2 separate regions of the Homo sapiens genome follow, and region 2 is linked to region 1. Evidence: read pairs that join two places in POLR2A ChIA-PET (ENCODE). Cell type or tissue: endothelial cell of umbilical vein. All regions are shown on one strand. Each heading gives the region's core, and the rest is flanking DNA. Links, peaks and the distances in the headings are about the cores only.

Region 1 (3,352 bases), core at 465-2,964:
TATCTGCCTAAGTAACCATTGCCAGTCCTGAGAGACATCCATCCTTTTAAATACAAAGCTGAGCTCACAAAAAAGTAAAAGAAATCCCTAAAGGAACAAGAAATCAGATTTATAAATCCGTGCTCCATGCCAAGCTGTCCAGAGGAATTTTTTTAATTGGTCAAATAGAAGTTTTGATTTAAACCATAACAAAGAGGAAAAGAAAGAAGGCCTTTTTTCTGTGGTACCTGAACCAAGACCTCTGGAGAGCACTATTGGTGGAACCATAGGGCCACACTTACTGAAGAACCATACTTACTCACTGAAGGAGAATCAGAAAAAATGCATGCTACTTCTGGATGCATACAAAGGATTATTTTATCATTTACTGTTATGCCTTTCTGAAACCCCACTAAAATGGGAGCAAAGAAAATTTTTTCACAAGAATAAAGAGGTGCAGGACAGATCAGTAATGGTAAAACATTGGAAGCTTAAAAACATATGGAAGAGCAGTAACTGACTTAGAAGAACTGTAGAAGGCTGAATCCTAATCCTGTACTGGGGAAAGCTAAAACAAACAAACAAACAAACAAAAACAGACCTTTAATTTTAAAATCTCCCAAAAGCTTAGAACTGGCAGGAGGAACCTCTAGGAAGTGAAGGTAAAGTTAAAGTTAAAAATGAAATAATTGATTGCAGGTCATTTTAAGAAACAGTTAATCTCCACATTTCCACCCACCTCCTACTTGTTCCTCCTCCCATACCATAGGTAACTGTCCCTTCCCAAATGCAGAAAAATGACCAGAGATCTAGTCACTGAAGGATGTAAGAATCACTAGACTGCCAGACATCAGCGTCTGCTTAGGACAGGTGCATAATTCTGAAAACAGAACATCAGTTGAATGCTGAGATCCTTAGCCTGTTCTCTCACTAGTTCCCAGGACATATGCAGCTAGCACTAAACATCCCAGACAGGAGAATGGAAAACTTCCTGGAGCCTCTGACAAACACAAGAGGAAAGATCCAAAGCTACTGATGCCAAGGAGTTCCCCAAAGATATGTCTCAGCTGCAACCCAAACCCTCACTCTCAGAGCCTCACCAATCAGGTCACTGGTGCTCCCATAGCCAGTAAATATGAACAGACACTCAAGGGCCATCAGATATCAAAGAAAGCCTCTATCATGATACATATAAACCAAATCAAACAAACATGTAAACAGGGTGGTAAAGCAACTTAGAAAAAATGGAGACTATGCAGGGAGAAAAAACATTTTTTAAAAGAACTATCATTAATATTCTCACAGAGATGTGGAAAGATACTAATATCTTTTCTCAAAGGAATGAGAGAAGAAAAGATATTACAAAAAAAAAAAAAAACCAGAATGCCAAAAACAAAAAACAAAAAAAAGAAACAACATTCAGAAAACAAAACGTAATAAAAGAGTTGAAAATCACCCAGGATAGAGTAAAAACACAAGATGGAAAATATTATTGAAAAGAAAAGAAAGCCAGAGGGCTAGTTCAGAAAGTCCAATACCCAGACAACAAAATAGTTCAAGATATTTTCCCTTATTAAATTCAATTAAATTTGGCCTAAGCTGCCTCTGTATTTTGAATTTTTACATAGCAAACTGCAACCTCAGCGTGTACACAAATGGCAAACCACCTTAAGAGTATTCTTATAACAAATAATAGTCACAGGCTGCCAGCTAATCAGACCATGTTCAAATACAGCAAATGCCATGCTGTATCCAAGCAAGCTGTCTCTGTGTGTCACTTCCTCCTGTCTATAAAGAGCTCCACTTTCAGAGAGCTCCACTTTGCTGAGTGGAGCTCTCTGAACCTCTATTGATTCTAGCTACTGCCTGATTCGTGAATCACTCTTGCTTAAACAAACTCTGCTGGCCGGGCACAGTGGCTCACGCCTGTAACTCAGCACACTGGGAGACCGAGGCGGGCGGATCACGAGGTCAGGAGTTCGAGACCAGCCTGACCAACCTGGTGAAACCCCGTCTCTACTAAAAATACCAAAAAATAAAAAAAAAAAATAGCCCAGTGCAGTGGCATGCACCTGTAATCCCAGCTACTTAAGAGGCTGAGGCAGGAGAATCACTTGAACCCGGGAGGCGGAGGTTGCAGTGAGCCGAGATCATGTCACTGCACTCTAGCCTGGGTGACAGAGCAAGACTCTGTCTGAAAATAAATAAATAAATACATAAACTCTGCTAAATTGAATTTGTCTAAAGTTTTTCTTTTAACACCCCCAAATGGCCAGTTATGTGTTTCCAGAGACAAAAGACTTATCAAGCACTCAGCTATATAGATGAACAAAACCCACACCAAGTAAAAACTCAAGACTATGTTTATTAGCAGGGAAAATAAAAAAATAGTTCAGAAAAGGCAGAAAATATTTAAGTTACTTTGTTCACCTATAGAGTTTGTATAATTTTAAAATAGTAGATGCGAAATAAAGATTGTCCACATCAGTATTAGGATATAACTGTGCAAAATGAACCACGTATTGTCATCCCTGGAATTAACCTTGTGGGGCAGGAGAGTAAATGGTATAATGGAGGAGGTAAAGCAAAACAGCTAAACCTCCTCTGCCAACCTCGGGAATTTACTTGTAATGACAGAAATAGAAAAAATCAGGAAGTAGTAATATAAGCATGTTTTTAAAATAAATATGGAGGTAAATGCCAAAAGAATTTGTAAAAAGAGAGGAATGTGGCTGATGTAGACAGGGGAAATGAGGAGAAGGTATGCTTTTTTTCTTTTTCTGCTTTTTTTTCCTTTTATTTTTGATAATCAGCTTTGTGACAAATAGGAGTCTTTAAAGTACACAGGGATATATTCTGATAAAATCTTTGTTTATATGCGTGCATGGATATGCACACATATACATATATCTATACATATTTTACAAATGTGTATGTATGTGCTATTTAATTGTTTATTTCCACTTTTATTTCTGACAGTTTATATAAAGATAAATCACAAGGAAATTTTTCTTTTTGCATCTGGACTTTGGGGGTGTGGTGGAGTAGGGACAAAAAAAGTTCCCCTAGAACTCTTAACTATAGGCTGACCTTATAAGGGTGGGGGTTAAGAATTCTTATTTTGGAAGATTTTGTTTACTGATGTATTGTGTGCTACTATGACAGTGTTGGCATACAGTAAGCACTCAATAAATATTTGCTGATGAAAAATGAATGAAAATAGATTTCAATTAACAGAATACAATATCCTGTAACACAAAAGGGGAAATCCTTGAATGTTTGAAAAAAATGAAGGTATTAATCTTAGACTTTGTTAAGATTAATATACTGCTAAAAGTTTAAGTCTAACCTCTCAAATAATTGAAATAGAACA
Region 2 (3,352 bases), core at 311-2,810, 90 kb after region 1:
CCTATGATTTAGGTGTTGGTACCTTTAAGATGAACTTTAAGGGCAACCAGGAAGCCATTCCAAGGAGGCTTCATGTGGGAATGATCAGAGTCTAGCCTGGAGCTGTTTTCCTTCTCTTTCTCTCTGTAGCTAAAGTTTGTTCTGCCTTGCAGAACTGAGTTCTGCTTGCTAAAGTTCTCTTAAACTCAGGAAACACATACTCATTGCCGTGGAGAACATGATGTTATTTCCCAGGTGAAAGACTCAACCTGTGGCCAGATGCCTGAACAGCCTGGTGCATCTCTCATCTGCCAGCACCGTTCTTCTGCAGTTGGCAGGGCTGCTTTAAGGCCAGAACAGGGAAATGAGAAGTCTCCCAAAGTGAGGACCTTTGCTTGCTCTAGATAGTGAAGGGAGGGTCACTGTGTGTGAATTCTAGAATGTGCTGACTTTTAAAAATTCACGACAAGTTTCAAGGTTCTCTCCATGTGACCCCACTACCTGGACTCTCTAATCGTCATGTCAGAGGGTGAAGGTGTGAGTGACACTTTATGATTTGGGGAAAGAAGAGGTGGTGGGAGTGGTGAGAGAGGAGATTGGCAGGGAGAGGGATAGATATTCTCATTGGGTGCATTTGACATCCTTGCCTCCAGTTTGCGTCTCAGTGTTGTTCCCCTGGCCACAAAACTTATTCAAAGTCCCTGTTTTTGAGGAGGCAAATACATACATATATATATATATATATATATATTTTTTTTTTTTTTTTGATAAGCCCAAACCAGACAGTTTAGGAAGGTCATTCTACTTAGGAGGAGAGTAAATAACATTTTACAAATGACTTTGGAGTTGCCTGGGTTTTTTTCTTTTTAAAAGTCTCCCTTTGCTAGTGGAAGTCACTGGGGAATGGATGATATGGCAAGTGCTTGCTGTTCTTGGAGTTCGGGTTCACTACTCCCCTTCTCATGCAAGGGACTGAGATGGTACTGGTGGGCTCAGGAGCCAGGTTCTAGATTACTGCTGTCTTAGCTGGCAACTAGGGCAGTCGAAACCAAAAGCCTCAGAAGTCCTGTTCAATGAGGGTAAATATTTGAATGGATTGAACAGATGAGTGTGTGTATATTTAGAAACTCACACCCAGTAGAGAAAGAACCTCTGGGTAAGCCCGGCTTGCTCATCCCTGCTGCAGGTCAGAGCACACCCAAGGTTACATCCTCTTATTCCATGATCGGCTGAAGTCACTTCCTTATGTACCCAAGGCTGCCCACGCCCAGCCACTGTTTCCTGAGCCGGGTCAGGAAGTGCAGATCACTCCTCTCATAACCTCCTGGTAGCTTATAGTCATCATCCAGCAGCATTCTGGATTCTTTTGCCTGTGTCTGAGTCTCCACACTTCAGCTGCCATCTTGCCCCCAGATCCTGAGCTTGTCTTTGAGTCCGTAGCTTCAGCTTGGACTTCCTGGCTTCCAGGCCCAGAGTTACTTCAGGGCTCTGGCAGCCACTGGAAATTTAAGCCTTGAATTTTGCTGATTGGGAATTGTCTCGTCTCCTCCATCTTCTTGGTTTTCACTCCCTTCACCCCTGGCCCAACCACTTCTGTCTCATTAAAAATCTTGTTTCTTATAAAAGTTACTTTATATTTCAGCATGCATTTATAAAACCCGAAGACATTTTCAGACGGGGTCTCACAGAACATAAAGCTTGACAAATGAATTTGGAGTTTTGAAAACATGTTTATTTTTTATGGTATTGAAGCTTTGTAGAGTAACATTTCTGCCATTTATTAAAATGCAATAGGAAAATGCTCAGAAATATGTGTGTCCTTCAGATTTTGTGAGCAGAGAGTGTAGACACTAAAATTCATTGGTGTTGGGGAAACAACCCATTGGATAAAAGTCCATTTTCTCCTAGATTTTTTCTTGTTAGCGTTTTTTTTTTATTAGTCGTATTAATTTTTTTTTTTAAGAGACAGGGTCTTGCCCTGCTGCCCAGCCTGGAGTGCTATGATGCCGTTATGGAGTGCCACTGCAGCCTCCGACTCCTGGGCTCAAGTGATCCTCTTTCTTCAGCCTCCTGAGTAGCTGGGACTACAGGCACACGCCATTGCACCTGGGTAGTTTTTTTTTTTTTTTTTAAATAGAGACGGGATCTCTCTATATTGCCCAGGCTGGTCTTGAACTCCTGGCCTCAAGCAATCCTCCCACCCCGACCTCCCAGAGCACTGGGATTACAGGTGAGAGCCACTGCACCTGGCCCTTTTTTAAAAAATTAATATTGTTATTGACGTATAACATGCATGCACAAAAGTGAATGAATCATAAGTGTTCGGCACAAAGCGTACATATCCTGTCACCAGTGCCCAGATCAGGAAAAGAAACAGAACACTACCAAACCAAACCCCGCAGAAAATACTTTGCATTTTTTTCTAGTTACAAACCACCCTTCCAAGGGTAACCACTATTTTGAATGCTACAATCACAGATTGGTTTCACCTGCTCTTCAACTTCATATAAATGAAATCACACAGTATGTTCTCTTTTGGAGTCTGGTTTCTTTCACTCATCATTTTGCTTGTGGCATTCATCCATGTTCTGTGCCATTGTAGTTTTCCATTCTCATGACTGTGTAGTATTCCATATTAATAGACCACAGTTTATTATTTGTATACCATTGATGGATATTTGGGCTGTGTGCAGATTTTGGCTATTACAAACAGTGCTACTGTAAATATGAATGTCTTGGTGAATGGATATATACACATATACATACCTGAATGTATGTATACATACATATACATACCTGAATGTATGTATACATACATATACATACCTGAATGTATGTATACATACATATACATACCTGAATGTATGTATACATACATATACATACCTGAATGTATGTATACATACATATACATACTTGTGTATATACATATATATTTCTGCTGGGTATAAACTTAGAAGTGGAGTTGCTGGATCATAGTTTTAATAGTAGTGCCAAAGCAGTCGTACCAGTTATACTCACACTAGCAAAGTAGGCAAGTTCTGGTTGCTCCAAATTTTTGCTAATATTTGATATTATCTTCCTTTTTCATTGTACTTATTCTGGTGGGTATGTAGTAATATTGTACTGTAGTCTGAATGTGCGTTTTGAGGATAGTGGCCATTTGTGTATCCTCTTTGCAAAATGCCTCTTCAGATCATTTGCTTATTTTTCTATTGGGTTGCCTGTCTTAATGGTTTGTAGGAAGCACTTTATATATTGTTGGATATACGTATTATGAAGATTTTCACTCCTCGGTAGCTTTGGGTATCCATTTCCTTAGTGATATTCCTAAGTTTAACCCATGTGAAAATATTAGAATTGTATATAGTGC

Evidence for each region. Peaks named below come from ENCODE experiments on the same cell type or tissue, not always from the same donor. Only the 100,000 strongest peaks of a DNase experiment are listed, where the experiment ranks them.
Region 2: POLR2A ChIA-PET joins it to region 1 with 5 read pairs; 2 of 35 experiments call an interaction of 5 or more read pairs at or near these places.

What each region holds. Positions count from the first base shown.
Region 1 is chr1:207,936,668-207,940,019 of GRCh38, reverse strand. No RefSeq gene overlaps it. Among named protein-coding and RNA genes, the nearest start is that of LINC02767, 21 kb to the left of the region's middle. In endothelial cell of umbilical vein, for the core only: no CTCF peak of the experiment used is centred there; DNase peaks (open chromatin) are centred at 1,789 and 2,619; H3K27ac peaks cover 2,288 bases.
Region 2 is chr1:207,846,284-207,849,635 of GRCh38, reverse strand. No RefSeq gene overlaps it. Among named protein-coding and RNA genes, the nearest start is that of MIR29B2CHG, 25 kb to the right of the region's middle. In endothelial cell of umbilical vein, for the core only: no CTCF peak of the experiment used is centred there; DNase peaks (open chromatin) are centred at 1,265 and 2,395; H3K27ac peaks cover 2,500 bases.